7 separate regions of the Homo sapiens genome follow, and regions 2, 3, 4, 5, 6 and 7 are each linked to region 1. Evidence: chromatin contacts called from ENCODE Hi-C or POLR2A ChIA-PET data. All regions are on one chromosome and are shown on one strand. Each heading gives the region's core, a stretch centred on a gene start or an enhancer-like site at or near the end of the contact. The rest is flanking DNA. Distances are from core to core; before and after follow the strand shown.

Region 1 (4,349 bases), core at 825-3,324:
GGGAACAGTTACTGTAGGAGGAAGCAACGGCCACCCTTGAAAGGCCTTGAGGCTTGGTCTTTTTCTCCTATGTGGAGAAAGGGAGCCAGCTGACCTAATCAAGGCAAGTTGTCAACTGTTTGGGGCAGTTACTTGAAACTTTAGCCAAAATAACTCCTTAATTGTCCTTTAAAATTTACTTTGTATTTAGTGTGGTGGAGATGGGGGAGGCAGAACATGGACTGCGGGGAGGGCATGTGAATGTGCAGAGAGGAGCACCCAACAGCCGACCAGTGCCCAGCCACAGACGCCACAAGGCACAGTCTCCATTCTCCTTGGAAGAAAGGCCTCCCCTACCCCTAGGAAGAACGGAGCCTGACACAGAGCTTGTGTTCGCCCATATCACACACACTTAGAATTCTGTTCTTGGGAACTCAGGCAGATCTCTGGGGAGCCGATGGGGGACTGTGAAATTAGGTTCACTTCTGGATTTCATTATAATAAAGCAGGCCCCTATCCCCAATTTTAGGCATCAACATAGAACAGCTAACTTTAAATTTTTCCAAGTGATAATATAAAACAAACGACTTTCAATTAAGTTAAATGTCAATATTTGTGAACCGAAAAGTACCTGTATCAGTTTAGAAATTTATGTTGCGAAGGTGAAGGACTCGCGCCCAGAAGACAGGTCTGTGCCTTTCTCCAAAGATGATTTTGAGGGCTTCAATATTTAAAGGGGAAAAGCAGGCTGGAGGGGGAAGATGGAAGGTATGTTCACATTATTGAAGCCACATGTTGCGATAAAGGGAGCAGGTAGGGCAACAGTTATGTATTTGGCGCTCAGTAAATCGGCACTTTACACAAGATAAGGTGAACATAGAGTGGAGATACTTCACCTTTAATCTGTAGCTATCTGCTTAGGAACAAAAGGAAAGGCAGTTGCATGACTCAGCTTTCAGTTTAATTTTTTTTCCTTTTGGCAGAGTGAATTTTCGTTTCACAATACCAAAAAAAAAAAAAAAAAAAAAGCGGGGGGAGGCTCAGAATAAGGAACAATCCTTTGGCTTGAGTATTTCATTTCATGAAAAACTAAATTGTTATTTCTTTTTTCCACAAGAACGATTAACAGAGCTGCAGACCAGTGTTTGGGGTCATCTGAGTGGAAATTGTCGAGCCGACTTTGGCTCATACGTTCCTTTTCTCGTTAAGGAGGGAGTGACGGGGCAAATCTGCGTGCTGCTGGTGGCGGTGCCTCCCAGGGCTGCTCGGCGGGGACGCCGAGGGCTGCACCCGAGCTCCATCCCGTGTTGGCTGCGCGCCCTCCAAAACCCCGGCTGTCAGCGACTGCGGGCACCTGCACGCCGACGAGACCGGCGGGCGGACAGCGACTCCGGTGAGGGTACTATCTCTCTACCCTCGGGGCGCGGGTGGCAGAGGCTTCCTGTTTTGAGGATGGCGCCACACAAAACAAGCATCCTTAGCCTGAAGGGCCCCGGCCGAAGGGCCGGAAGTGGAAGTGCGCGGCCTTGCCCGCCGCGTTTCCCCTCCTCGGAGTGCTTTTTGTGGACCCTGGGCAAGGGGCTCTTGCTACATAGAGAGGAGCAAAGAACAGGCATCGCCCGGTCCTTAAAGCGGCGGCACCCTCCACGCCCCGCAGTCGCGTCTGCTTGGTCCACAGCCTCCCCTCCCAGGCCCGCGCAGAGGCCCAGCAAGCACCAGTCTGGAGGCAACAAGCACGCAGGGGTGCCTTTGCGGCCACGCACACTGCATCGCAGTGAAAAAGGCTCCCGTTCTCAAGGCGCATGCGCGCAGGCCAGCAACTCCAAAGCCAGGCCTCCAGCCCCGGTTTGCTAGAGAGAAAGGTAGCCGGGAGGTGGGGAAAAGGAGAACAGGAGGGCCCTGTCCGCTAAGGTAGCCTCCCATTGGCTCCTCTTGCTCCGCTCTCGGTCGCGATTGGCTACGGGCCGGGAGCACGGGCCGAGCACGCTCCCACGCGCAGAGCGGCATTCGGCAGGCGGACGGCGGTGCAGCCAATGGGAGCGGCCCGCGGGGCGGGGCTTGTGAGCTGGGGCTCCCCCGGAGCGGGCGAGTTGGTAAACAGATCCGGAGCGCGTGGCGGGCGTCAGCGCGGTGGCCAGCGCGCAGAGGCGGGCGCGGAGGCGGCTAGAAGGTGACCGCGGATCCCAGCTTCCTGCAGCCAGGTAAGGCTGCCACCCGCCGGCCCGCCGCGTGCCCAGGCGCCGTCTGGCTGCGGCCAGAGCTGGGGTCAACACCCACCTCAGCCCTTCTTGCATTCTCTTCATGTGACAGCGCAGCTTCCCCGCGAGTTTCGCTGGCCGCGAGCCTCAGGTCCGGACGCAGTGGGGGCGCCTCAGTTGCAGGGTGGGTCCTCTGCAGCCGTCTCACGTCCCTGGGTCCACCTCAGCCCCTCGTTCCTGCTTCGGGGAGGAGACGAGGGCCACGTGCAGAGCCTTGGGTCCCTGGAACACGCCCGCTGCTTGCCCGACCGCCTTCCCGCTGCCGAATGCCCGTTGCCCATGCCCTTTGGTCGCCAATACAGCTTTGATGCTTCGCTTTCTAATAATGTTGTTCTTCACTCCCAGACCCCCTTGCACTGTGTGTCTGGGGCTCTAGGCTCGTTGCCGCTGGCTGCAGGTTTGGGTGAGAACTTTGACTTCCTTGGCTGGAGCCAGCTGTTGGGCTTCGCAGGTGGGAATTTTGTGTGAACTTGGGACAGGGGATCCTTTTTGATCCTTTCTTCCTTTCGCTTTTCTTTGGCCTTTCCTCTTCTCCAAACTCTGGGGGGTCTTGTGAGTGGTTTGGGCTTACTCCCCTAAACTCGAACCTTTCCGAGGCTCATTCTCACCCATTGCACAGAGGTAACAGCCCCTCTGCCAAACCCTCTTTGGGCGATGGGGAGTGCTGCAGGGGCAGGTTTGGGTGTTGGGACTCCCCATTTGGGTGAGAGATGTCAGGTTCCTGAAGGGTGAGAGGCTTGTGTGCAGTCTTCCAGCCTGAGTCGGGCCTACAGCCTGTTGAAAAACTTGTGCACGTTCACTTGGGCCTTGGATCTACGTGACAGGATTGAGTAGCTGGTCATGCCAGGCCTACCTGATTGCCAAAGGATTTGAACATTCCTTGATGCCAGCCTGCCAGTTGTCACGCTGTGGATGGGTAGGTCATCCTGGCAGGAGGGCTCTTGGGAGACTCTTCTTTTGGAGGAAGGCCTTTCTCCCGAGGAGAGACAAAAGGGGAGCTACAGGAGCAGCATCTGTAAGACTCAGGCGGCTGGGTGCGGTGGCTCACGCCTGTAATCCCAGCACTTTGGGAGTCCGAGGCGGGTGGATCACCGTAGGTCAGGAGTTCGAGACCAGCCTGGCCAAAATGGTGAAACCCCGTCTCTACCGAAAAAAAAAAAATACGAAAATTAGCCGGATGTGGTGGCGGGCGCCTATAATCCCAGCTACTCAGGAGGCTGAGGTGGGAGAATTGCTTGAACCTGGGAGGCAGAGGTTGCAGTGAGCCAAGATGGCGCCAGTGCACTCCCCTCTGGGCAACAGAGCGAGACTCAATCTCAAAAAAAAAAAAAAAAGGCTCAGGCAATGGCTTAGAGTGTTTTGTTCAGCCTTGCAAATGGTGCGGACTATGCAGAATCGTAATGATTTGGGGCCTAATGTTGAGCAACTCAAAGGAAAAGTGAACCAGGCAGAATGGGCACCTCCCTCAGAGCCAGTGTGTTATCTAAGACAAAGTTTTTCAACCTGTGGACTAATGACATTTTGGACCCATAATTCTTCGTTGTGGGAGACCTGGCCTATACATTGTAGGATGTGTAGCAGTATCCCTGGCTTCTGTCTACTAGACTAGCACCGCTCCCCACCCCTTCTAGCCGTTGTGACCATCAAAAGTGTTTCCAGACATTGCCACGTGTCCCCTGGAGGGCAAAATCTCCCTTGATTGAGAACCACTGAGGTAAAACTCTAAAAAGAGTTGTCCTGTGCTGCCAGGGGTCCCTCTGGGACCTGCCCGTGAGTAGGTGAGAGGTTTAGGCAAAGGGTAGTGTTATGCCTCCTGCCCTAACCCAGTGGTAAAAGCCATGTAGATTGGGCTACCTGTGCACCTAGGAGGGCAGAGGCAAAACCTGCAAGCAGAAAGTTAGGAGGTAGACACCCATGGGCATGTACTGTGCCTGCTAAATGTGTGGCAGTGACTGGCTGGGTTGGGGGTGCTGGAGAATTAGAAGACTGGTAGCTTCTCGGGGATACTGCAAGACTAGGGGATTTGCACATGAATAACTATGGGCCAGTTTTAAAATAGGAAACATGCTTAAGCTGAGTGCTGGCACAAAGGCTAACTCAGCTATCCACAAG
Region 2 (4,349 bases), core at 780-3,279, 510 kb after region 1:
GAGATTAGCTCATCAGTAGACTGAGTAAAGAAGGTCTGCGCTCATCCATGTAGGTGGGCATCATCCCTTGAGGTCCTAAATAGAACAGAAGGGTGGAAGGAGGGCAAATTTGCTCTCTCTATTTGAGCTGTGACATCCATATTCTCCTACCCTCGGACATTGGCACTCCTGGTTTTCAGGCCTTTGGACTCAGATTGAACTACACCACCAGTTTCCTGGTTCTCCAGCTTGCAAACAGCAGACTGTGAGACTGATTAGCCTCCTCACATGAGGCAATTTCTATAATTACAAAAAAATATAGGGCTGGGCACAGTGGCTCACACCTGTAATACTGCATTTTGGGAGGCCAAGGTAGGTGGACTGCATGACCCCAGGAGTTCAAGACCAACCTGGACAACATGATGAAACTCCAACTCCACCAAAAAAAAAAAAAAAAAAAAAAGTAGCTGGGCATGGTGGCACATGCCTGTAGTCCCAGCTACTCAGGAGGCTTAGGTTGGGGGATTGCTTGAGCCCAAGAGGTGGAGGTTGCAGTGAGTCGAGATCACACCACTGCACCACTGCACTTCAGCCTGGGTGACAGAGCAAGACCTTGTCTCAATAAATACACACACACGCACACACACAGACTATAAGTTCTGCTTCTTTGGGGAATCCTGACTAATACAACAGGTGAAGAAATACCTCAGGCAATAGAGGCAACAAGCAAAGATGCAGGTGTGTGATACAGAATGATGCATCAGAGAACTGCAGGTTATGCAAGGTGGCTGGAGCACTTGAACTACAAGGCAAGGAGTGGTCAAGGACAAGGCCAGGTAATGTCTGCCAATAGACTCAGAGGATGGACACTATCAGGCAGTCCTGACCAGGAGACCAAAGTATGGATCTATTACACAAGACCAGATAGAGGTGACACATGGAAACCAGGAATCAAAATTAAGGAGGAAATGACTGATAACAGGTAAACGTATTATCCTTCCAGAGTATGTGCGATGGAATGTTTGTTGAAAACATGTTTGTTGAAAAAAAAATTAATCAAATATGTAATATACACTAAAATATGAGCATAAACCTAGATTAATACAGCTATGAAATTAAATTATGGCACTTCAGGTATGAGTCAGGTTGAGGGAGATATACGTGTCGTCAGTGTACTGAAGTTCCTGAAACTGGGAACCACTAGTTCTTCCTACTCTTTAATGAGCAAGAGGCCAGAAAGTAGAAGGAGTAGAAGCAGGAGGGGTGAGGAAGAAAAGAGATTGGGCAATTTACAAACGAAAGAAGATTAATGGACTCACAGTTCCACATGGCTGGGGAGGCCTCACAATCATGAGGGAAGGTGAAAGGCAGGTCTCACATGGTGGCAGACAAGAGAAGAGAGCTTCTGTAGGGAAACTTCCCTTTATAAAACCATCAGATCTCGTGAGACTTATTCACTATGACGAGAATAGCACCGGAAAGATCCACCACCATGATTCACTTATCTTCCACTGGGTCTCTCCCACAACACGTGGGAATTATGGGAGCTACAATTCAAGATGAGATTTGGGTGGGGACACAGCCAAACCATATCACCAACATTAGGTGAGATGACTCTGGATTCTGATTTCCGCTCCTCATGGCAATGTGTCCCCTTACGCGCCCTTCAGCTTTCTGTGTTCCTCACTCGGTCCTTGTTCTCTATTCTTTCATCTGCCCCCAGCCTTCTGTTTGCTCTTTCCTCACTCAGAGAGCTGTATTTCCTTGGTAAATTCCAGTCTTTTTTTTTTTTTTTTTTAGACGGAGTCTCACTTAAGCCCAGGCTGGAGTGCAGTGGTGCGATCTCGGCTCACTGCAACCCGTGACTCCCGGGTTTAAGCTATTCTCTTGCCCCAGCCTCCCGAGTAGCTGGGATTACAGGCGCCCGGCTAATTTTTGTATTTTTAATAAAAAGGAGGTTTCACCATGTTGCCAGGCTGGTCTCAAACTCCTGACCTCAAGTGATCTGCCCACCTCGGCCTCCCAAAGTGTTAGGATTACAGGCGTGAGCCACAGCGCCCAGCCGGTAAATCCCAGTCCTTTACCTACATCCTCCAGAGGTATTTTGAGCCTGTTGCCCCTGGCCTTTCAGAACCGGTCTCCCCCTCCCGGGCCATGCCCGTCTCTTTCTCATATTCTAACCCAGCTTTCCCACGTCTAAACCTATTTTTTGATTACTGGTGAGGCATTCTCTGGGCTCCCCGCAACCTCCCCGGGACTTGACTGGGAAGGGCTCCCTTAGGCTCTCTGTCTCTTTGGTGCCTGGGCTGCAGCCACAGAGCAGGGAGAAAGGCCCCGGTGGCCCTGTCGGCTCCGCGCGGCGCCCTGCGAAAGGCCGGCCATGCGACACGGAAGCTCCTGCAGAACTGTCGCCGTCGAAAAGAAAGAGGCCCTCGCCGCAAAATGACTCAGTCAGTTCAGGCCTCGGCCCCAAGAGAAGTTCCCTGGTCATGTCACACCCTCCACTGAAGCAGTTCCAAAAGGCTGGGGAAAGAGCTGTTTTCTGGGAATTTGGAATGTGGGAAAAATTTCCCCAGGGAGTCAAAGTCGCCCGCGGCAGGAAGCGGGGTTCCGGCCACTGGACGGCTGGTTTTCCTGCTCTGCCACCTCCCGGGGGATGTGAGACCTGCAGGCCTTCTCCCGGGTGGAGGAGAGCAGCTGTTCATGCACCGAGGATGGATTCATTTACTGTGCACCTAGAACAGAGAGGACTAGACAACGTCCCCGACCATAATGAGGCTACACTCGGGACGGGAGGTGTCTGTAACGGGTCGTTGTTGTAAATGCGAAAGAGAGAAGTGTGCAAGTCAGAATCCCGGGAATCCTCGGCCTCCAATCCATTATCAAGTCCTCTCAATTCCAAATCCAGCACGTCCCTTAGATCCATCCACTTCCCTTTCTCCAGGTCCAAACCACTCCTCTGTCTCCTCTCTGAATGCTTTCTCCTCCCTCAATCCATTCTCCACTTAGCAGCCTGCTTAAATCCATTTAGCTTAAATCCCCACCACAGTCCCAGCCCCGCCAGGTCCAGCAGGTCCTTCATCCAGAGCCCTTCTCCCCGACCCTCTCTCACATCAGCACCCAGGTCTTTCCGTACTCCAAACACCACAAGCTCTTCTCGCCTTCGGGACTTTGCTTCTTCACAGCTCCTTCTACCAAGCATACTCTTCCTTATCTCCCCCCTATTCATTTCATTCTATTGACCCTTGGATAGCGGCTCAGCATCAGTTCTTCAGGGAAAGCTTCCCTGACCTGCAGGTAACAGATCCTCCAGTCATCTATTCTAAAACTTCTCATGCTCTTCCCTCATAGCAAACATCACAGTTTAATTACATCTGTGTGCATTAGTTTAATTAATGTCTCCTTCCCCCGAAGCTGTAGATGCAATATCACTAGTACCTAGCATGGTACCTGACATATGGTAGATGCTGAAGAAGTATTTGTGGAATAAATTTGAAAGGACCTGTGGACTTCTTACAAGCAAGAGGAGAACAATCTGGTTTGCTGAGTGGGTGTAGAAGTAAAGTTTCCACCACAGAAGTAGAACAGGACCAGGATTTCCCAGCCACTTTTATGGGATGCTTTAACCACAGTGGCATCTCCTCTTGAGCCTTCCTGGACTGTATCACTAGAAGTCCAACATCTGTTCCATCCTTGGACCCTGGGGGCAAGGGGCTATCACTGCTAGAGGGAGGGGAAGCTAATGGCCCAGTGAGCTGAATGAAGCAGAGAATGGGGAAAGATAGTGGAGGGAGATCATTCAAATCAGAAGGCCATTGGATTGATGACCTCTGAAATCTTGACGCCCCCAGGTACTTTCTCCAGGTTCCTGAGCGGATGATGCTGTCTGTACAATGGGGAAGATCAGACACCTACTTGAGTGTCATACCCTGAGACTCAGCCTGGTTGGATTCGTTCATTCAGTAACCTTTACATTAAAGTTCCTGACCTCTAAGAGGTTATACATGCTCTTGACCCCCAGAGGGCACCCTGGAGACTCTTCTAGCAGCCTGTTGAGCACCATTACTGGTCAGCTTCCAGGGTCAGTGGAACTTGATGTAAAAGCAGCTGGGGTTGTTACCGGTGTTGGGTATCCGAGTTACTGGCGACAAATTCATACAGGTCTGCAGCAACTTCAATTCTTGCCTCCTCAGAAGAAAGAATTTGACTGACGGGCAGAAGGCAGAAGGAGAGACTGAGGCAAGTTTTAGAGCAGGAGTGAAAGTTTATTAAAAAGCTCTAGAGCAAAGGCCAGGAGCAGTGGCTCACGCCTGTAATCCCAGCACTTTGGGAGGCCAAGGTGGGTAGATCGCCTGAGGTCAGGGGTTCGA
Region 3 (4,349 bases), core at 700-3,199, 500 kb before region 1:
CTGGCGAGGCTGAGTTCTGGTAGCCTGAAAATGCTGACGCAGCCATTGACTGGGTTTGACCCAGGAGCTCTGAGGGGCCCTGAGAGCTCACAATCTGGCAGGGGAGGGTGGAACGGATGAGAGGTTGTTGCTTTTGCTCGGCTAATGTGGGAGTCCACATTAGTCCGAGGCTATTCCCAGGGCCACAGAATCTACTTTACCCACTGCCCTCATCTTTGGTAAAATGCCTCTCCCAACTGAAGAATAAACACACTTACTTTCTCACTTACTCTTTATTTTTAATTTTTTTTTTTTTTTTTTTTTGTAGAGAAGGGTGTCTCATTATGCTGCCCAGGATGGTCTCAAACTCCTGACCTCGACTTCCCAAAGTGTTGGGATTACAGGCATGAGTCACTGCACTCAGTCACTCTCTCACTCTAAGAACCTCCTTGCTCAACTAAATTTCTTTCTTTTGATGCCAGGAAGTCATAGGCTGGGAGCTGGCATCAGACTTGCTCTGGAATCTATTTTTATTACCTATGTATCACTATGTGAGTCAATGACTTTGCCTGCTGAGCATCAATCACAAAGAAACCGCTTTTCCCAGTCAGAGTTCTGGGTGGCGATCTGGGGGACAAAGGCAAGGAGAGGAAAACTTGGGAGGTTTTCTAGGTGTTAGTTCTGCCCTGGGGTCACACAGCAAGTTGCCTTCCTTTCCATGTGTTCTCTGTCTGTGTCTTCTCTTCTCCAGCCTTTCTGCTTCTTTAGCAGAAGACATCTGGCCGAATGTCACGGAAAGTGTTTCATTCAATGCATTTAAGAAATGAGATCAAAGTTTCTTTCTATAATTGGCTTACACACACTGTTGAGTCAGCTTTGCTTTTCCCTGTCTTTCCCCGTTTTATTTTTTTAATTTTTTTTGAGATAGGGTCTTCCTCTGTCACCCAGGCTGGAGCGCAGTGGCTCAATCACAGCTCATTACAGACTCGACCTCCTGGGCTCAAGAGATCCTCCCGCCTTGGCCTCCCAAATGTGCTGGGATTACAGTTGTGAGCCACTGTCCAGGCCTCCTCTGTTTTATTTATGCAAGTATTTCAAAGGTATTTCAGGGAATATTCGCACCTTATGACTTTGTTCTTCAGAGAAAGTTAAAGAGTCTTATCTGGGAAAGATGAGGCAGGAATCCAGGAGGGAGGGAGAGATGAGGTTCTGGGTGCCTCTGGAGCTGGCTTTGGCCAGTTTTTTAGAAGAATGTAATTCTTGCCCCCTCTCTTCAACCCAATGCCTGTCCCCGTCTCACCAGCACATTTACTGGAGGGACAATCTAATCCCAATGGCCAAGCCATTCTGTGCAAAACTCTTAAGCTCTTCCCAGCACCAGTCTTATTTTATTACCTTTTTCTTTTCTTTTTTTTTTAAACTCACACCAAAAGCCACATTCAAAGCACCAGTCTTATTAGCTCACCTTTTCTCTCTTTCTCCTTTCTCTTGTGGTTGGAGAGGCTTTATGGATGGGAAGGACTGAAGTGAGTTAGCTAACTAGAGATTTATTTGGTTTTGAGGGACCTTGTTCCACCTATTTTGGTTCAGAGTCTAGTCAAATAACTTTATTAAAGAAGATAAGCTTGTTGTGTTCCGTCTTAGGATACCAAACCAACATGCCTGTCTCTTCAAATGTTCCTCAAATGAGGTAGTGCTTCAGTTAGGTTGCCCGTGGCTGCAAGCAATGAAAAATACAGCTCTGCTCACTTAAACGATAAAGACAGCTATTGTCCTGTGAGGCAGTCAAGGTGCTTGGCCCCCTAAATCACTGACATGAGGCAGATTGACTAATAGGAGAGAAGACATATGAATTTGTTTAACATGTATACACAGGAAGCTTCAGAATGAAGACCCAATCCCCTAGTGGGGTGCAGAAGCTTATGCACCACCTTGAGGTTGCAGAGAGAATGTGGGCTCAGAGCATGGCCCCAGACAGGTTTCAGTGGCAACACAGGTTGTGGGAGGAAGAAAGGAAGTGGCTTGGCTAGCAAAGGCAGTCCTGTTGTGTAGATGAAACCTCACGGGGAGCAACCCTCAGAAAGAGCAGATGGCGGATGCTTCTTTTCAGACCTGCAGGTGTCAGAATCTCAGTTAATCTTTCCAGACAAGGGAAGGGCTGGCTGCATTAATGCAGAGTCTCTACAGATCTACAGGTGCAAATTTCTCCCGCAAAAGACAACCTTACAGGCCACTTCAGAATATGTCAAAGAAATCTGTTTTGGGGTAAAGTATTAATATTTTGATTTCCTTCACCTGCATACTCAAGTCCTGAGGGGAGGTGGACGACAGGATGGACACCACACAGGCCTCTGGATCTCTTTCTCTGTCAGCCTCTCCCCCAGCCTCCTCTGGGCACACACTTCATCTTCAGGGCTGGTGCAAGATGGCAGCCCCAGTTCAGCCTCAGTGAGAAGGAGAATGTTCACAGGAAAAAAGTGCAAGTAGAAAATAAAATCCTAAGGCCCTCAACCAAATGAACAGACCCCATTTTGGCCAAGGGGATCCCAGATAAACCTTAAAAACAGTGCCCAGCTGTGACAGGACAGGAGGTCAGACAAGCCTCATTACACCCCCTCCCTTTTGCGGTTTAGACGCAACAACTGACCAGCATTAATGATAAAATAGAGATTACAAGACAGACAGAAGAGGCTCTTTTTGGCAATAAGATACCAAATTATACATAGGACCTAAGGCCATGCCAGGTAAGGGTTAAGCGTGCACAGTTTATTAAAGAATAAACTATGTTCTCAGATGTGAGGGTGATCTGGCTGCGACACCTGTCACCCCATGGATCATCAGGGTTGATTCGGCTGATCCGGCTGGCTAGGTGGGTATCCCCTTCCTCCCTCTCTCTCCAAGTACGTCCCTCCCAAAGCTGCGCACTCAAAGAGGATGACCATCCCCGATGGAGGAGGACCCAGCTTTGGTCAAGGATGTATGAGTAGCCATGCTCCCCTGCTAGAACCTCCAAACAAGCTCTCAAGAATAAGCTATGTTCTGTCATAAGGTTTTTCTTTTTTTCTAGCAGCTGAACAAGCAATGGCCTCAAGATAAGCAAGATGAAAATAATCATAGCTCCCCGCCAGATGCTGACTGACCCTCTTCCTCCAGCCACAACTACAGCTTTGACTGGACAAGAAACTGATGGCTGTGACTTTCTCTTGATAAGAGACCACTGACCATGAGCTGGTTCTAGCTGGTTTACAGAGCTTGTGCACTTGAGTGCCCCCATATCTCTGCTTCACCTTTTGATATATAGGGCCCAACTGTAATACATTTACGTGTTAAGTCTCTGCCTCTAAATGAACATGGGTCATATGTAACATGCATTTTTATTCAGTATGCAGGTGTTCATGAACCACCTTCATGAATATTCATAGCTCCTCCTATCATCTGTTGAATATATATACTTGGCCAACCCATTCAACATAAATCCCTATTTCACCCTCCCCTCTTGAAGTGCCTACTTTCAGGGTCTGCTGGAGGCTACAGTTCCCAGCCTGTGGGATGGCCAGTCTACAGGTTGTGACCCCTATTATAAGAAATAAAGGCTCCTTTTCTAAATGTATAAATCTCAGGATTTTTTTCAGTTGATAAAATTGAGGCTAACTTCCTAAGAGCCATGCACCTCATTGGCTTGTATGAGCATGATAGCTGAACTAAACTGGAGTTCTGTCAGGAGTGGGGAATGCAAAATGGGTGTTGGGTAGGCGACCAGCAATGTCCACCAGAGATGGGCTCCAGATCCTTCTCATTCTTGGTTGCCCTTGCGAAAATAAGTAGTTCAAAATCTAAGCTGTTGGAACTCTAAATTATTTTGAGCCTTAAAGAAATCTGGCTGGACACGGTGGCTGTGATTCCAGCACTTTGGGAGGCCGAGGCAGGGAGATCACTTGATGACAGGAGTTCGAGACTAGCCCAGCCAACATAGCGAAGCCCCATCTCTACTAAAAATTCAAAAAATTAGCTAAGCGTGGTGGCACACGGCTGTAATCCCAGCTACTCGGGAGGCTGAGGCACGAATTGCTTGAACCCAGGAGGCGGAGGTTGCAGTGAGCAAGATTGACCCACCACACTCCAGTATGGGCGACAGAGGGAAACTCGGTCTCAGAAAAAAAAAGGAATGTAATTATGGAGCCTGAGTCATGTGACAAGCAGCTGTAACCTTTGTTTCTCTGTTTATAGATGAGCCGGCTTCCTTAGCTGCATTATTTTGTAAAATGTACTGAATGACTAAAAAGCACCAGGGAAGATCTCCTTTCCTCTTCACTATTGATCTTCATTATAGATTCACTTCCATATTACCTTGCTTTTCTTTTCTTTTTTTT
Region 4 (4,349 bases), core at 706-3,205, 490 kb after region 1:
GCGAGACTCCATCTCAAAAAAAAAAAAAAATAAATAAATAAACAAATAAAATTATCATTATACATATTATATTTATATTATATAATACAATACATAATATAATTATATGTAATGTAATATAGAATATATTATATATTAGAATTATGTTAATGTTATAATATAAATATAAATTATAAACATTTATATATCATATATAATATTTATATTATTATCACTATAAATATATTTATATTTATGTTATATAATATTATATACTATAATATAATGATTCATATAATATATAACATATATTATAAATATTCATATTATATACTATAACATAAATACATATATTTATCCCCAGTACTAAATATAAGACAGTGAACTCTATTTTTCAGTAGGAAGCATTTCTCAAAGTGTCACATAGAACACTTATTCCTCCATTTGTTAATATCTGCTATACACATAATATAAAAAGATATTTTCTTGATCAGATAAGTTTGGGAAATGCTGAGCTAAAGTCAAACATATTTCTTTATTGCATGAATTTTCAGAGCTTTTAACACAGCAGAGTGCAAACATGCATTTCCCAACCCCTGTGTGACCACAGGACTCCCTTTTAAAGCACATTTCTCAGGATTAGTGTTCTAAGGAGCACGGACCCAGAAAGCTTAGAACTTCCTATCATGTTCCTTCTTCTTCCACCTACTTCATTATTGAAGAAACAGCTCAGAGTTGGTGGGAGGAAAAGAAGAATGTATTTCAGACACACAAAAGCAAAATTTGGAAAAGAAATAACAGAATGGGACCTTGGAAGTGATTTTCCTTTGTGGATGTGTTTATCTGTAAGGACATGTTTGAGGGTATGAGGTTCACAGACAAATGCCACGATTCGCACCCGAGAGAACTGAGGATAGAGCCATGCTGAATTCTAAGGGGGCAATCTTGTCTTGAGAAATATTGCTTCATAAGTGGGTCTACCCCTGCTTAAGTAAAATATCCAATTAATTTACTAGAACGCTGCATTGTCTGACTACAAGCAATTAATTTAATGTTACTCAATATCATTTCATTATTTGCCTCCCAAAAAAGACAGTTCTATATAACACATTTTCTAAATGATGCAAATAAGGATAAATGAGAAAATAAGGTAACACAAGAGGCATCGTTGAAGATGATGAGCATGTTCTTACTGGAACAAAGCTTGGGTTGACACAGGAAATCTCCATAAGAAATCCTGTTTTTGCCCCATGACTTTCCCAACTGACCTAAAGTCTGGTCAATCTCCAAGTGCAGTCTGCGCAGAATCTGAATTCATCCACAGATTAAGAATGAAAACATGCCTCTTCCATTAAACCAACAAGTGTGAATGCCAAACTGCAATTTGACATATACAGAAATTGAGGGAAACTGGAAGTAAAAAAAGAAACCTGAAATGGGTGATGTCTCCTAATAAACACCTTATTCACTGCCAGCTCTGCAAACTTGCTTTGTGCCAAAACCCATCCACGAGACTCCACAATACTCCTGACCCTGGTAGCTGTCATTTTTGGGATACGCTAAGCGTCTAGGAAAGTCTGGGAAATACCAGAGTTCAGAAGCACCTTCTTTCTGTGAAGGAGCCTAAAGGATATTCCAAGGCAACTTTCTAATTTTTTGGTTGAAATTTTCTTCATGCTTCTGTTTGGTGAGCTGCTCAGCTGACTCCCATGCCTGAGCTTCACAGTGCCAGCTCCCGCTGACCCTTGAGAGGGAAATGGAACCTGAGATTGTCAAAGCTGGAGGGGACCTGAATGATCATCCCCTCTAGCCCAACCTCCTCTGTTTACAGATCTGAAGGCAGGGAGCCTGAAACCCACCCAGCATCCTGGGAGTAAATGTGCTTTCCTCCCTTCTTCTATTTCTGTGCGATTTTCCCATGGCATCCAGCCAGAGCATCTACACCAGTAATGTCTAGAGGATTTATGAGGCCAAGCGATCCTTTGGGTTTCTACGCAGACCTAAACAGGAAACCCACACAAGGAAATGCCCTTTCTGTTTGCAGGCCAAATTCCCAGGATGCCTTCGCCAGAGTGCCCTGGCTGGAACAAAACAAAGGCCTGGCACAATAAATGCCCTTAGCTCCAAAGGCAGAGGTGCCCTCCCCACCTCTCCCCACCTCTCCCCATCCCCTCCCTAGTCCAGGAGGCCCTCTATTAGTTTAATGAGAATGAAACTTCCTTCTCTCAGAACTCAGCTTCACTTAATCCAACTGGTTGAGATGCTGGAGGGGGTCCCCCTGGATCTCCAGGTGGATTTCAGGGTATTACTTCTCCTTACCTGTGCAAAGTCAACCTGGGCAAGTCCTCCAGGTTAATTAACCAGACACCCTACTCACACCCCTCTTATTCTTTCTCCATGTTTAGCCCCTAGAAGATGCCTTAGAGATGAAAAAAAAAACACACGCATTTCCTAATGAAGAGGCAGCCAGATGCAGCCTCTGAGCCCTGACTGCACAGTGTGACAGTCACTCAACCCAACACAGCTCTCTTGCCTTTGCTGCAACCTCAACACCCTGCGTCCTGCCAAATCTCTTCCCATTTCATCAGTCCATCTATGCTGGTGTCCAGCCATTCCAGCCCACCATGGCATTTAAAAATCTTTCCAGCTCTCTGTGGAAGATCTGAGACTTGAGAAAGAGACTGTTGCTCAGGGCTGGACAGGAAGGAAGTATGCATTCCTGGCTCCCAGAACAGAACAGCAATGTGGGTGACCCTTCGTCCCCTCCCCAAGGCGTCCCCTTGGGCCGACACAAAAATAGATTCTATCCTCCTTGGTTCGTCTCCACCTCCCTCGGGAAAGAAGACACAGGCTTCGAGTGAGTCAACAGTATTATCGGGGCTTGACTGTCTTTCAGGAATGACCAGATGTTGGGAAGAGGATAATGTGCCATTTCCTTTAACAAATAGTCCGGGCATCTGTGCATTTCCTTTTGAGCCAGCTCTTCAGGAGACTGTGCTGCTGTGACAGGGAAGGACGAATCACCCTGGTTTCTACTCTCACGGATACTAGGGGGCTCCTTGAACCCTTTGGATTCCAGCCCTCCATTAAGAAAATATTTCTGTCCTTTGTATGCATGAGTGACACCACGAGAAGACAGCATAGGGAGTGGTTACAAGCAAAGAATTTAGAGACAAAATAAATGCTCTAAGGGAAAAAGACAAGTAGCCAAGGAACGCTGGGAGAGGGCTTGGAGGAAGCAAATTGTTCATCCATTCCCCCAAATCAGTGGTTCTCAGTAGAAAACCAACATGAGTAACATTTGCCTGGGAACTTGTCTACCACCCCAGCCCTACTGAAACTCCAGGGGTGAAGCCCAGCAATCTCCTTTGACAAGCCTTCCAGGAGATTCTGATGTGAGCTCAAGATTGAGAACTACTGATCCAGATAGATCTTAGCTGGTCCTAGGGCTTCCCAGAAAGCATTTTTAAAAAAGCAGAGATTCTCCTCCACAGGAGGCCTACATGCTGCCACCTCTGTGGCCACCATGTCTCTAGTGATCCCTGAAGAGTTCCAGCATATTCTGCGAGTACTCAACACCAGCATCGGTGGGCGGTGGAAAAAAAGCCTTTGCCATCACTGCCATTTAGGCTGTGGGTCGAAGATATGCTCATGCGGTGTTGAGGAAAGCAGACTTTGACCACACCAAGAGGGCAGGAGAACTCACTGAGGATGAGGTGGAACGTGTGATCACCATTATACAGGATCCATGCCAGTACAAGATCCCGGACTGGTTCTTGAACAGACAGAAGGATGTAAAGTCTGGAAAATACAGCCAGATCCCAGCCAATGGACAACAAGTTCTGTGACCACCTGGAGTGATTGAAGAAGTTTCAGGCCCATAGAGGGCTGCGCCACCTCTGGGGCCTTCGTGTCTTGAGGCCAGCACAGCAAGACCACTGGCTGCCATGGCTGTACTACGGGTGTGTCCAAGAAGGAATAAGTCTGTAGGCCTTGTCTGTTAATAAATAGTTTATATACCAAAAAAAAAAAAAAATGCAGAGATAGTGTGGGATGATTACCTGAGAAAATGCTTTAGCTCCCTTGCAGGGGTGGAAGGAAGGGACAGGACTTGTAAATGAGGCTATTCTGGCAAGAGAAAGATCCTACAAATAGAAATGAACTGACAGCAAATAAAACAATCCAAGATGCATCTTATCTCTCTGCTCATACTGCATTAATTTGCAGCACTTCTAGAATATGGCTCAATGACGTAAGAGTATATTCACAGCATATTTTTCAGTTTAAATAAAATGCTCAATGTGGGCCCAATTATGTAAAACGTACGTGCATATCAATCCATATTTAGAAAAAATATTAGAAGATTATAT
Region 5 (4,349 bases), core at 1,008-3,507, 420 kb after region 1:
AGCAGCTCATCCTTATTGCTTCCATGGAAGGGATATTCCTTAGACCACATGCTTAGGGAACAGGTTCTCTGTATCACATAATAAATCCATTCCTATATTTCCATCTCCCCAAGCTTTCTAACCTCTTCCTCAGAACTCCGCAAGACAGCTGGAGTACCTCTGGCCTTACTGCAGGTCACCATCATGTTCAATTTTTAGGGAGCAATCCCAGCACATCCTGGGACTGGCTCAGATGTCCTTGCTAGTATGTGAAACTCCTCATCGTAGGAGGATGCTCTTATATCAATGAACTCTCACCTACCCAGCCTTAGATGCTACCCTCTCTAGCCCACCTCCCTCAAGATCCACCTGTCTGTACACCTTCTCATTTCCTGCCGGTTCATATTAGCCAGCTCTTGAGGCAATGAAGGGAGCCAGGCATGGGTCCTAAAAAGGACACTCACCATTTTGTGAGGCAACAGCCTCAGGCGAGGTTTTTGAAGGGTCTTTTGGAGAGGAGAGGCTCCTCTCCGCCAGTGTGAGATAGTGAGCTACTTCTGCTAACCTCGACAGTTCAGGAGGGCCCGGGGCCTCAAGATTCTCTGGTTCATCCACTCCAATGCCCCCTTTCTATGTCCCAGAGTGTAACCCTGGGAGACCCATCAAAGTTGTGCAATCATTATCCGTTGTAGCACTGCTGTCCTGGGCCCCAGTTACAGAAGACAAGAGCCCTTTAAAATGCCTCCATGAAGGCATGTCTTAAGACAGCATGCCTTGAGTTGATAGTTGACTAACCTGAGCCTATCATTTTCTTTTTCAAGGTTTCTAATTCTGTTAACAAGACCCAGCCAACTCCACATTCATATAATACACATTGTTACCAGGCTGTTCAAGGACCATTACTATGACATAATACAACGCTTCAGCATTCACCGGCGTCTCACCTTCGTCCATCACTGGGTGAATTCTTAGGGATTAGGATGCTGCTGTAAACCGGTAGTAATTAACCACTTAACACCAGTCACGGGTTCTTATCTGTGATAAGGACTGTTAAAGGACCCTGAAAGTTTCCTTTTTAGGGTCACTTCGGTACAACTGTCTTAGCCTGAGTTTCCTTAACAAGTAGATTCCATGGCTGGGTGCGGTGGCTCACACCTGTAATCCTAGCACTTTGGGAGGCCGAGGCGGGTGGATCACCTGAGGTCAGGTGTTCGAGACCAGCCTGGCCAACAGGGCGAAACCCTGTCTTTACTAAAAATACACAAAAATTAGCCAGGCATGGTGGTGTGTGCCTGTAATCCCAGCTACTCGGGAGGCTGAGGCAAAAGAATCACTTGAACCCAGGAGGTGGAGGTTGCAGTGAGCTGAGATTGTGCCACTGCACTCCAGCCTGGGCGACAGAGCAGGACTCCATCTCAAAAAAAAAAAAAAAAGATTCCATGATAAGGGTTTGTATGCAAGTAATTTATTTTGGGAAGTGATCCAGAAGAATAGGAATGAGGGAGTAGAAGAGTAAAACAGGAGAGAAAGCAATCCAAGGGCCTGCTATTAAGCTGGCCATTATCATGTGCAACTGGGGCTCCATCCCTCTGGGAACGCTCTATGGTCATGTAAATTGTGACCATCTCCCACTGGTCAAGCGTTGCCCCAGGAAATGAAACTCCCTGCCAGGTTTGCACAGCCACTGTGTGACAGTGGCTGAACAGTTCCTATAGCCAGCCAATAGGGCAGGAAGTGAGATCAGTGGAGAAAAATGTGATACAGCTGAGGTAAGCTGCTGCCGGCCTCACCTGCACTTCATTGCTGGTGAAGTTCTTAGTGATTAGGATACTGCTGTAAGCTAGCCCCACCTGTCCCCACTGACACCAGCCACATCAATGGCTAGAGTAAAAAGGTGAGCTGAGCGGATGGAAGATGCCGTACAAGATGTGTCTGATAAGTTGCCTCTCACAGAACATTGCCTGATATTATTCTCTTTGCCCAAACCTTCTATTTCATTTATCCGTCATTCTGATTCGCCTCTGGACACAGTCTCAACAGGGAATCTTCCTCTATCTGTAAAGATTAACCCAACAACACTCTTATTATCTAATAGCACTATTCATCCAGTTCCTCTGCAATTTCCTTTGTGAATTATCAGATGACTCTTTCCTTATGTTGTGTCTTACATTATTTAACTTATAAATTACAGTAAATTGATAACGTTTTCTTAGGTCAGGTCCCCTGAGACAGACTCTGAGACAGATTTGCCTGCTGGAGGTTTACTGGGGTGTGTCTTATGAGTCAGCACTAATGGGCATGGAAGGAGATAGGATTGAAAAGAGGGAAGAGCTGAACTGGGGAGCAGCTGGAACAAAGCCAGGCTGCAGTCAGAGGGGAGCTCTGGATAGCCCATCTTGTCCCACCTTGGTGCAAAGGGGGATGGGCCTTTATACTGCCTCCCTCAGTCAGTGGCTGGAGACTGACCCCAGGCAGGGAATGTCCTTGGGCGAGGGACTGAGAACATTTCCTGGAGAGTGACTCAGCTGAAAGCCCTTCGGCCAACACTTCCGACAGCTGGGGAAATGGTATCTCAGTCCTGCAGGGAAGTTCTGGGCAGTGCATAGTATTAACTACAGTCCACCCTTTTCCGCTGCTTGGATTTTTTTTTTTTTTTGTAAATTAGTCTTTGCAAATAGTTCCTCCAAGATTCTGACTGGTTCTTTTTCTGGGAAATTTAAGGAGAGGATTGGCAGGAAAAACCACAGCTCTGTCACTACAGCAATGGATCCTGAGAGGCCAGCTGATTATCTCACTCTTCTACCCGTTCTAGAGTCCCTTCACCCTTGGCTATCATCTCTGTTGGTTTCGGTGGCTTAGCTGCTGGGGTGACCTAGACCCTCATCTTTGATGGGTCTGAGACCCTGGTTGTCACGTCCTTCTCAGGCTGCAACCATGGCACTTGGCAATTTGCCATCAAAATTGGTAAAGGGAGTACAAGGAGATTCTCCTGGAGATGTCCCGGGTGCCAAATATTATATACCTTTCCTGGCACTATTGTATATCAGCAGTTTTACTTCCTCTTAGTGATCAGAGTCAATGACCCCTGCTGAATCCCCAATATGACACATTCCCAGAATGGTGACTCCTTTTTTCTTGTCTCTTATAACAAGAAACCTAAAGTAATTAGGCAGTAGCTATAAAATTTAATGGGACTGGCCGGGCGCAGTGGGTCACGCTTGTTATCTCAGCACTTTGGGAGGCCGAGGCAGGCAGATCACTTGAGGTTAGGAGCTCGAGACCAGCCTGGCCAACTTGGTGAAACCCCATCTCAACTAAAAACACAAAAAATTAGCTGGGCATGGTGGTGCGCACCTGTAATCCCAGCTACCTGGGAGGCTGAGGCAGGAGAATCGCTTGAACTTGGGAGGTAGAGGTTGCAGTGAGCCCAGATTGTACCACTGCACTCCATCCTGGGCAAAAGAGGGAAACTTTGTCTCAAAAAAAAATTAAGTTAATGGGACTACTGCTGTGTCCCCTAGTGTGTTTTCCTTTAGAATATAAAACCTGTAAACCCACAGAGTACAAAGCTGCAAGGACAGAAATCACACATTCCTAATAGTCACTGACAGTGATGATAAGCACAGCCACTTCTATTTTCACCCTGTTTCCTAGACCCAAGTATTCTTCCCAATGGGGATGCAACACCATAGAGTGGTAGCTGATTTAGGACATGTCCTGCAATCTGGAAAATGATGCCCCAACTTCTTAGGTTGGCATCTCCAAGCGTAAGCTTCTGTGGCTCCCTTACAAAGACCATTTTATCCCCTCAGCAGGCTGGCAGGGTCTGGGTGGTAGAACCAGTTGATCTCCCCACCACGTGTCTACTTTTACTCTCCTTTGCTGTAAAGTGGGCTCCTTGAATTAATAGAATGTCACACGGCATTCCATATTTCTGGATAAAAACTGTAATTATTCAGAAGGTGGTGCTGGCTGACACACTGTGGGTAGGAAAAGCAAACCTACATCCATATGTATCCATTTTTATCGAGATTAACTACTGCCCCTTCCAGTGTAGAAAGGATCCAATGTAATTAATACCAAATGGTTAATTGGTCGGCTGGTACACAGGGTTAGTTTGTGTTGCTGGCAGGTTGGACATTGGGCAGTTGCAGTAGCAGGATCAGCCTTGCTGAGTGGGAGTCCCTGCTGTGAGCCCATGTACAGCCTCCATCCTTGCCATCAGGGCTGCTTGGTTCATGTGCCCATTGTGCCAGCACTAGAGCGTGACAGGGTCTGGCTGGTCATCCTTTAGTAGATGACCAGTTAAGTCATCCTGTCTACTTAGTTCTTCAGTGCTTCTTCCATGGGGGATGCTCACTTATGGGCAT
Region 6 (4,349 bases), core at 833-3,332, 390 kb before region 1:
GTTCAAGTGCTCTGCAAAAGAATATTCACAGAATGTGGGTTATTTTCTAGGTCTCTGAATAAAATACTGGTTATATAGAATTGATTCTGGAGCCAGATTGCCTGCATTCAGCTGCCAGCTCTACCACTGATTAGTGGGGGACTTTGTGCAGCCTGTTTAACTTCTCTGTGCTTCAATTGCCCCATCTGTAAAATGGGGTAATAAATAATCCTTACTTTGTAGAGTTATGGTAAGGATTAAAAGAGTTAAAATGTGTAAAGGGTTTTTAGAATGATGCCTGGCAGAGAGTGCTTGGGTAAATAAGTGTTTGTTGAAAATAAAACAAATCTGCAAATAGTTAACTGTAGTCATTGCTCAAGTCCCTTTGAGTATCGCCTTCTTTGGGACACCTCCCCGAGGCCTCCCCCACGCTAGCTGGCTTCACAGATAGGTCCATGTTGTCGCAGCACCTCCAGCACATCACAGCTGCAACATTCCTCACTGTTTCTGTAAGTCTATCTTTGTAGTTGTCAGTATCTCTCAGCTCATTTCTTAGATTCTTGAAGGCAGAGGCTGGATTTTACTCATTTCTCTCTCCCTGGAATCTAAGTCTTAGTAGGCCTTCAATAATTGTGTATTAAATGGAAGCTTGCTATGATTTTAACCAACACAGTAACTCCAGGCCAGAAAAGGCTAAGCGAGTTCTTCTAAGCCATACAGGTTTTAGTGGCTGAACAAAGACTAAAATTTTTAACCCTGTTCTTCTGACTGCCAAACCTAAGCTAATGACTCGTGTGTGTGTGTATCTGTGTATGTGTACACACGCATGTGTGTGTCCACCAGTATCATCACTAACCCCTGGCCATTTGCTTTTAAAATTATTTTATTCAGAGACTTATACAATAAGTATAAGTATACAATAACCCATGTTCTTTTAGCCTCTTCTGAGACCCTGGGTTGTTTATAATAATAATCACTATTATTCCTGAAGGGAGGCTATTGCACCCTTCCAATTATTCAGACGATTTGCTGACTGTCTGGATAATTCCGAAGCCTTTAACCCCTCCCTAACGTTAGAGGCGGTAACTTTCATCCGTTTACTTTTTCCAGGTGCGGAGGCGAAGCAGCCTTATTCAGAAAATCGAATTCAAACAGGACCTCAAGCTGCCGGCTGTTGCTTCTACCAACTGCCCCATTATTAACGCCAGACGGCGCTGTGTCCTCACTGGCTCTTTAACCACCACGTCGGGCTCACAGAAGGCTCAGGTTTCCTCCAGTATAGTTCAGGGGATGGTGAACGCTTCCCAACAAGCCTGCAACAGGCGCATTTCTTTCTGCTTTTGGTGCGTGTGTGTAGGGAAGTGTCCCATCTTTTAACTAGTCTTGCGGAGACCTGGCCTGGTGTTTGCAAATCTGTTTCCTCTATTATCGATCCGATCTCTGGATTGCTTTTTCTCTGACACTTGAAACAAATTCACTCCTATATATTTTTTAAGTGATTTTTTTTTTTTTTTTTTTTTTTTACAAAATAGAGCTGGGGCGGGGGGGGGGGGGTCTCGCTACGTTGCCCAGGCTGGTTTCGAACTCCTGGGCACAAGTAATTCTCCCACCTTGGCCTCCCAAAGTGGGGAATACAGACGGGAGCCACTGCGCTCGCCCCAAACAAAATCATTTAAATCACAATGCACTGAAGGCCGACTAGGTGTCAGGCGCCGCGCGGTCCGTCCCTTGTCCCCATGTCCCTGGCCAAAGGCTTGCTCTAGATCAGGGGACTCAGCCTCGAGGCTTTCCCGACGGTGTCAGCCAAGCACACACTCCCAGTTCGCAGGGCTTCGTGGTCAAGGTTCCTAGTTCACCTGTCTGGGAGGGCGAGGTGTGTCCACCCCTTCCAGCACCTGGGCAAACAGCTCCCTTTGCGGTCCTCTTCCACTGCTTTCCCTCCGCCCTGATTTTCCATTCCTTGTGAGCGGTGGTTTTGGTTGGGGGGAGGGGGCGGGGAAGGGGCCTGGCGAGGAGGGGCGTCAGAGCGCTGTCACCGGGTGTCGCGCCGCCCTCCCCGCCCCTCCGCCGGGCGTGTGGGGACGCCGGAGGGCGGGAGTCTCCGCGAGCCGCGCGGCGCACGGAGCACGGCGGCCGCCTGAGCTCGGCGCGGAGCCCGGAGCCCGCAGCCGACAGTCTCCTGCTCCCGTACGCTGGGCGCCAGCTCCGGCCGTGCTGCCCGGCTGCCTGAGAGCGCGCCCGGCCATGGAGCCCTCGCACAAAGACGCCGAGACGGCGGCGGCGGCGGCGGCGGTGGCGGCGGCGGACCCCCGGGGGGCGTCCTCGTCCAGCGGGGTGGTGGTGCAGGTCCGCGAGAAGAAGGGCCCCCTGCGCGCCGCCATCCCCTACATGCCCTTCCCCGTGGCCGTCATCTGCCTCTTCCTCAACACTTTCGTGCCGGGACTGGGTAAGACACGGCTGCCGCGACCCTTGCGACCCCCACCCCGCCGCGGGAGGGCGTGGGGGGAGAGAAGGGCGCGGCCGGAGACCTCCTGGCGGGGCCGCGCGCTCCAAGTGCTGCGACCACGCGCCACCGCCCGCTCCTGGCGTCCCCGGGCAGGTGGCAGAAGCGCGTGGAGTGTGCACCCCAGAGGGGAGAGGCTGCGCTGGGGTCTCCGACCCGCAGGCGGGGCCCCAAAGAGCCGGAAACTTTGCGGCCAATGTTGGAGCCCGCAGCGGCGGCCGGAATGGCTCTGCCGGCTTCGGAGTAGGGCTCCCGTCCCGGCGCCCCGATTTCTGCTCCTTCTCTCCGTCGTGTGCATCCGTCCGCGAGCCCACTTCCCCGAGAGGAATGGGGTCGGATCAGAATGAGCTCTAGGGCCTCGGCGGCGAGGATCAAACTCCCGGGCGTCGAAGTCAGCTGAGCCGGGGAAAGAGGACGAGCCGGGCTAGATATACCTGCAGCCCCCTTTGGTTCGCGGAGTGCGGACCGCGTGGGGACGAGAACTCTAGCCAGAGTCTCCTCCGCCTCATTCAGGGGTACCTGCACTTCCGCCAGCACCCCGCAGGGCGCCAGGGGGATGGGGGATGATTTTATTAGTTTGGATGCATGTGGCCAGAGATGAACCCATAGCTCCCTCGGATCCCTTCTGTTCCTGAGAAGTAGAGAGTGCGCCGATGTAATTCTGTGCAGGACTCCGGCAGCCGGCAGGGGTTCTGGTGGCATCTATGTCCCACGTTTTAAAGCAGAGGCCCCTTACAGAGATGGTGCAGGAGGGTGAATGGAGGCAGGGAATGAGAAGTTTTCCTGACCCTCCCTCCCTTAACTCCACCCCCAGGTCTCTGCCTGCACGCCCCTCCCCTCCTCCAGCTTGGCACTGGCTGCTCCTGCGTGCTGGGAGGTGCCCCCCTCTCCCGTGCCCGCCCGAAGAACCAGGCGCCCCAGTGCCCTCTCCGGGAGAAAGCGTGCCCCTGTCGGCGAGCCTGTTGCCAACGTATGGTTCCAAGTTCCCAAGAGCAGAGGCCAGCTGGAAGGGGTTTTCAGTTTGACTTTGGCCTTTCTCACGGTCTCCTCGCTCTTCGCCTGCTTAGCAGGGGCCTCTGCTGCGGTGACAGCCAAGGCCACAGCCACCCACGCAGGACCCGTTCACTTTCCCCTCCGAGCTTACTTGTCTTTCTACCCTAAGGGGCTGCTGCGGCCAGAGCAGCCTATCTGAGCAGTAAGTTAGGTGGCCTTTAGTTGGGCTTCTCTCTTCTGGGGTGCCTCCAGCAGCCTGTCCCCCTGGCTGGTGTCATCAGATCAGCTCTCTTTGCACATTTAGACACTGCAAGGAGGCCAGCTGGTGTTAATCTAGTTTTATCAGAAATTCTCACCTGCTGGAGTAAAAAGAGACTGCCTGCCCCTCCCTCTGGCGGATATGAAGATCCTCCTGAGCCAGCATGCATCTTGATCCACCTTTTTTTTTTTTTTTAAGTGGTGAGGTAAACGCCACCCTATGGTCTTTTGAGGAAACAAATGCATTGGTGCCAGGTGAGAGGGGCTGCACCAAGTCACTGCTGCACGAGGAAACCACCTTGTGGGAGACCAGCCCCAGGAGACAGCAGCTGCCCACGCATGTACCTGTGTGTACCCTCCCTGGTCTCCCTTCACTAGGTGCCTTTCCCAGCCTTAGCCCTGCTGCATTGACAGCATCGGCTGCAGGGCACCGTCCATTCCGCTGACCCCTGGCTCCTTGCCCTGGGGATCCAGCTTTTCCCTTTGTGAGATCAGAATCCTATGGGATTTTTGTGAAACAAACAAATAAACAAACAAACAAAACAAACCATTATAAGAAACCAGGAGAAAATAAAGGGAAGATATGCAAACCACAAAAGTAATAAAACAGGTGAGC
Region 7 (4,349 bases), core at 1,305-3,804, 380 kb after region 1:
TGAATAAATTTCAAATCCAAAAAAAAAAAAAAAAAAAGACACAATCAGCACTTGACTTTTACTTCAGGAAAATAAAGTTTTACTTGGGAACAGATATTTTAGCATAAGAACTTAGCATAAGAACAAACTAAAATGATTAGTATTCCAAAGGTACAAAATCATATTTGGCCAAAATCCTTCAAAAGCCAACGTACCACTACTACAGACAGATCTGGGTGACGATGCGTGCTTATTGCAACAGTGAACTTCTGGACCTTAGAATGTGCCCTGTATGTAACAGCAGACGCTGAAGAACTTGAGCCAAGCCTTCAAGCTTGAAGGTCATGGAGCGTTTGCTCACATCATTGATCTATTCCACTACAGTAGGTCTTCTAAATCACATCTATATTTAGAAGAATGAAGCCAAAAACCTAACCAGTTTAGATTTAAATTAACTTTCGAGTAAAATCTAACTCTCAAGTGGAAGCTGCCCCCAAACATTCTCTAACTACTATCACAAGATTTTTAAACTATGTCATTTAATCTTACAAACATAATTTTTGGAAAGTCCATGTTTAGCAGTTTCCTTTCCTTGTACTATGTAGAGATGAAATAAAACCCACTGATCACCACCTTCAGCTTTCTGTTGACCTAAGGCAAACACAGATATTTTAATATCTCCTCCTATTTTGAGAATAATTTCCATAGTCTGAATGTTTCCACCAATAAATACCTTTCAAATGAAGGACTATTATAGTGCCATGTATTAGGCAACTGTAACCAATAATCCACTTTTGCCCATCACAGAATTGATTTAAAATCTCTTACTGTTGACCTAAAAACATAAGTTCTTCATAGCCAAGTTCCACATTAGCTAGGCCTTAAATCAAGGCAACAATTGAGCAGCACAATTCTACTCCTGGGAAAATATTTACCAAAAACTAGCGGAAAATCTTGAATAACTAGTGTCTGTTTTTTTATTGTATTTTTTCTTTGAACGGAGTAGAGTTTACTCATAACTCTCTATACCAATTAAATCATAATGACCAGCTAAAGATTAACAGTTTCTTTAAAAATTACAAACTTACCCCATTCTAGGTATTCGAGAATGTTCTTCTCTCTTCTCAATGGAGAATTATTGCATTCATCATAAAGGCAGATGAGTATATCCAGTAATGTCTCCACACTGAAGCACTGCCCATTGGTCTGAGCGGGCCCGTCCAAAATAAACTGCTCCAACTGCCTCAAACGCACTTCTCCAGACATGTTTGCTTCGATTTCTGCTGGTTTTCCTTTAAATTATTATGATGACTTTTACTATTATCTGAACCTAAATTTTAAAAGGTATGGTTTTAAAAATAAACCACTTGTTATTCAAACAACTGTCATGCAATGCTGGTGCTGAATTAAACATCCAACACACCAGTAACCTCACTTAACTGAAGCGTCTTCAATTTCACCCATATACATATATTTTGAGGGTAAATTACCATAAAATATATACTTAATGCATTTTTAAAAGAATACAATTAAGTCGTATATTTAAATAAAATAATAATTAAAAGTACAACGAACTAGAGAGTCAACACTTCTTTAAAAAAAAAAAAAAAAACTCTTCTCCTTCATTCAAAATTCAACTCGTGCAACGTAATCCTGAAACGAATCCGGTTGCATCATTAATGAATAAAGTCCGATTTGCATCAGCAATTCACTTCCCGGGAAGAAGAAAAACAGAAAAGGGAGGAAAAAAACAGAATGCATAGAAGGGGGAGGGAAAACCAAAAATGTTGCTGCAAATCCTCCCAACCACCACTTGGATAATGCATCAGCGGCAATTTCTCCAGCGGGAAAGGGAGGGGGCGAGGTCCCTGAAGCAGCCCCTCGGCTCGGAGCACGCCAAGTCTTGCCCGGAGGCGGCTTTTCGTTTCTCCTCCCGAGGTCCTTCTTTCTTTAAGGCTTTGCAGTCAGTCCTATTTTCAACGGATTCCGGTGAAAACTCTTCATTTTCCTCCCGGCTTCACCCTAGGGCCTGACCGGCGGCGCGGCCGGGGGTGGAAGGCGGGCTGCGGGCGGCACTGGCACCGGGCTCCGGAGAAGCGGCTACTTGGCCGCCCGAGCCCACTCCATGTCGGTGGTCGCTCGTGGGCCGAGCCGCGCCGCGCCGCGCCGGGCAGAGAGCCCGGTCTCCCCGACACCCGCACCGGGCCGCCGCGCCGGAGGCTCCCGACGCCCCAGGCGGGGGGGTGCTTCTCTGAATTCAAAGGACACAAGCAGCAGCAGCTGCGGCGGCGGCGCGGGCGGCTCTGGCAGCTACTTCTCCCCCTTCTTCACACCCCTGGGCTAAGGGCATCTTTCCACAGCGAGGAGGGAGGCGGCCCGGCGCAGGAGGAGGGGTCGCTTCCGCGGCTGAGGAGACTAGAGGCTGCGGCAGCCCGGCTCCCAACCACTCCCTTCCTCTCCCTTCCAGCCCTCCCCCGCCTTCCCTCTCCTCTCGCGCTCGCGCCCTGGGCTCAGCGAGGCTCCTCCAGTCCCGCCGCACAGAGGCGGAGGCTTGCGGACGAGTCTGGATCCAATATGGCGGCCTGGCCCCCCGGCCCCGGCACACGCGCGCGCACACGCCCTCCACTCCCCGCCCCCGCCCTGCCCGAGCCTCAGCCCCAGCCGGCGGCCAAGCCGGGCGGGGTCCGGCCGGCGCGCCCAGCGGAGGCCCCCAAGGGGGCGCGGGCTCGGGGCCCGAGTGGCTGCGCCAGCCCGAGGGGAGGGGTGTGGACTGCCTAGGCGGCGAGGCTGCGGCTGCCGCAGCGTGGAATGCGGAGCTGCGGGAGGGCTGAGGGAGGCCCGGGCGGCGGTGGCGGAGCATATGGAGGCGGGATGACCGGGCCGCGCCGGGAGCTGCGGCGGGACTGGGCGCAGGCTGGGAACTGCGCCACCGCCGCGCCGTGGCCCCGGCTCCCCGAGGCTTCTGGTGCAGATCGCGAAGGGGGGCTCCTGCTCGTCCTCGGAGACATCACCTGTCTGGCGCGTTTGTTAAGGGCGCCCAGAAGCAGAGGGCTTTAGGCTTCCGACAGAGCTGGAGGAGACGGTGCCTTTCAGCCCCTTACCTGCTCCCCACCGGCCCCCCAGATTCGGTTCGCGCACACTCCAGAGTAATCGTTTCTTAGGTGTCTAATTACAGCACTTCGTGTGTCATTTCCCAGGACAAAAACAATGACAGACTTGTCCGAGCTACCATCGAAGTCTTGGGTCTGCACGCAAAGGATGGAATCCCCCATCTCCATTCCCAAAAGTTTCCCTACGGGAGCCTGGTGTTGTCTCCTCCGGAACTGTCCTCGCGGCTGCCTGTTTTTCCCTAGCCATGGTTACTGCCTGCGGGGGATTCAGCCTGTGAAGGCAGTCAAGGCAGTTCACCACTGTCATCAAACCTACACCCCTGTGTGCATGCGCACACACACTTGTAACCCAGTGGCACAATGCAGGAATTAGGGAAGCAAAGGCAAATCGCTGAATAGCTAGGGCACCTGATCCCTGTAGGGCCCTTCCAGGTTTTTGTGAATCTCGGTTTTAGGAGAGCTCCCTTTATAAAATTCTCATGGAAGATGCCACATTTAAATTAACACCACAAAACTAGGTCATTGCAGTTCTGTTACTTTCTCTCAAAATTGCCATCTCCTTTATGGTCGTTCTCTAAAATACAATTATTTTATATTCCTTCCCCACACCTGTGAGGCGGTTGTGTTTCTATGTTCATGTCCACAATTGCATCTTACATCTTGATAATATGGAAGCTGAGGAAGAATTAGAAATGAGGGCCTAGACGTAAAATGAAGGCTAACAGAAGTCGATTCAAGTTGTGATTCATGAAATAGTGTGAATCTTTTATGAAATCTACAACGTCTACACTTGCCTGGCTTAAGAACAGCATTATTTTCAATGCGGTCTTGACATGAATGATACTTAGATTCAAACAAAAGGTCAGTCATTTCCAGCCATGACATCTTTATATGGGTGTGTGTTGTCTAATTCTAAAAGTAGTAGAAAAGTTTAATCCTAACACAGATAATAAGCAATATTTTGGTGTTTATTATTCAAGTCTTTTTCCTATGCACTTTAACAAAAATGATACATAATAAAAGAGTTTTATAGCCTCTTGCTTGCAATTAGCAATATATTATGGACATTTTTTCAGTTCAACAAACATTCTTCAACAACATGGATTTTAATGGTGAAGCCAATTTTAACAGTTTCATTTGACCATAAGATGCGGTAGCAAAGAAGGAAGCAATTTCTTCTGCTTTTTCAAGTACGGTTAACTAAAGAAATGGCTCCAAGATACCTGCTTTTCCAACTTACAAATAACTAGAAAGAAGTTT

Evidence for each region. A loop is a pair of places that touch in the nucleus more often than their neighbours do. ChIA-PET counts read pairs that join two places held with the same protein, here RNA polymerase II (POLR2A). Pooled maps may share reads with other maps.
Region 2: a loop to region 1 is called in a map of chondrocyte, with 7 times the contacts of the local background. The contact joins the enhancer-like site here to the promoter of COQ8A in region 1. A Hi-C loop is called at or near these places in 3 of 168 maps with a recorded cell type or tissue (MCF 10A, chondrocyte and dorsolateral prefrontal cortex), 1 of 37 single-sample maps with no recorded cell type and 8 of 50 pooled maps. POLR2A ChIA-PET finds 5 or more read pairs at or near these places in 2 of 52 experiments (HEK293 and HEK293T).
Region 3: a pooled map shows a loop between it and region 1 (7-fold over the local background). The contact joins the enhancer-like site here to the promoter of COQ8A in region 1. A Hi-C loop is called at or near these places in 7 of 50 pooled maps. POLR2A ChIA-PET finds 5 or more read pairs at or near these places in 2 of 52 experiments (AG04450 and CD4-positive, alpha-beta T cell).
Region 4: a map of chondrocyte shows a loop between it and region 1 (4-fold over the local background). The contact joins the enhancer-like site here to the promoter of COQ8A in region 1. A Hi-C loop is called at or near these places in 3 of 168 maps with a recorded cell type or tissue (MCF 10A, chondrocyte and dorsolateral prefrontal cortex), 1 of 37 single-sample maps with no recorded cell type and 8 of 50 pooled maps. POLR2A ChIA-PET finds 5 or more read pairs at or near these places in 1 of 52 experiments (HEK293).
Region 5: a map of PC-9 shows a loop between it and region 1 (9-fold over the local background). The contact joins the enhancer-like site here to the promoter of COQ8A in region 1. A Hi-C loop is called at or near these places in 1 of 168 maps with a recorded cell type or tissue (PC-9) and 1 of 50 pooled maps. POLR2A ChIA-PET finds 5 or more read pairs at or near these places in 3 of 52 experiments (AG04449, IMR-90 and MCF 10A).
Region 6: a loop to region 1 is called in a pooled map, with 7 times the contacts of the local background. The contact joins the promoter of STUM here to the promoter of COQ8A in region 1. A Hi-C loop is called at or near these places in 1 of 37 single-sample maps with no recorded cell type and 5 of 50 pooled maps. POLR2A ChIA-PET finds 5 or more read pairs at or near these places in 1 of 52 experiments (GM12878).
Region 7: a loop to region 1 is called in a map of sigmoid colon, with 6 times the contacts of the local background. The contact joins the promoter of CDC42BPA here to the promoter of COQ8A in region 1. A Hi-C loop is called at or near these places in 9 of 168 maps with a recorded cell type or tissue (K562, ascending aorta, breast epithelium and 6 more), 7 of 37 single-sample maps with no recorded cell type and 25 of 50 pooled maps. POLR2A ChIA-PET finds 5 or more read pairs at or near these places in 5 of 52 experiments (BJ, MCF 10A, WTC11 and 2 more).

Annotation. Positions count from the first base shown.
Region 1 is chr1:226,938,220-226,942,568 of GRCh38, forward strand. It overlaps COQ8A (coenzyme Q8A), which reads left to right and starts at 2,075. Exons shown (of 15, transcript NM_020247.5): 1 at 2,075-2,180. RefSeq lists enhancers at 745-1,436, 1,171-1,220, 1,411-1,510 and silencers at 1,781-2,090, 2,141-2,300.
Region 2 is chr1:227,445,267-227,449,615 of GRCh38, forward strand. No RefSeq gene overlaps it. Among named protein-coding and RNA genes, the nearest start is that of LINC01641, 54 kb to the left of the region's middle. Within about 2 kb of position 2,030, at least 4 of the 41 ENCODE cell types and tissues checked have a DNase peak (open chromatin) inside an H3K27ac peak, as active enhancers do.
Region 3 is chr1:226,443,167-226,447,515 of GRCh38, forward strand. It overlaps the pseudogene RN7SKP165. Among named protein-coding and RNA genes, the nearest start is that of PARP1, 37 kb to the left of the region's middle. Within about 2 kb of position 1,950, at least 3 of the 41 ENCODE cell types and tissues checked have a DNase peak (open chromatin) inside an H3K27ac peak, as active enhancers do; they include CD4-positive, alpha-beta T cell, where a contact is called at or near this core.
Region 4 is chr1:227,427,021-227,431,369 of GRCh38, forward strand. It overlaps the pseudogene RPS18P3. Among named protein-coding and RNA genes, the nearest start is that of LINC01641, 36 kb to the left of the region's middle. Within about 2 kb of position 1,956, at least 13 of the 41 ENCODE cell types and tissues checked have a DNase peak (open chromatin) inside an H3K27ac peak, as active enhancers do.
Region 5 is chr1:227,355,079-227,359,427 of GRCh38, forward strand. No RefSeq gene overlaps it. Among named protein-coding and RNA genes, the nearest start is that of LINC01641, 36 kb to the right of the region's middle. RefSeq lists enhancers at 892-1,577, 1,578-2,261. Within about 2 kb of position 2,258, at least 20 of the 41 ENCODE cell types and tissues checked have a DNase peak (open chromatin) inside an H3K27ac peak, as active enhancers do; they include IMR-90 and PC-9, where a contact is called at or near this core.
Region 6 is chr1:226,546,682-226,551,030 of GRCh38, forward strand. It overlaps STUM (stum, mechanosensory transduction mediator homolog), which reads left to right and starts at 2,083. Exons shown (of 4, transcript NM_001003665.4): 1 at 2,083-2,425. The coding sequence starts at 2,224. RefSeq lists a silencer at 1,067-1,361.
Region 7 is chr1:227,315,938-227,320,286 of GRCh38, forward strand. CDC42BPA (CDC42 binding protein kinase alpha) reads right to left here and starts at 2,555. Exons shown (of 37, transcript NM_001394014.1): 1 at 1,068-2,555. The coding sequence starts at 1,245. It overlaps LOC124904531 (a long non-coding RNA gene), which reads left to right and starts at 2,655. Exons shown (of 2, transcript XR_007066911.1): 1 at 2,655-3,061; 2 at 3,177-4,124.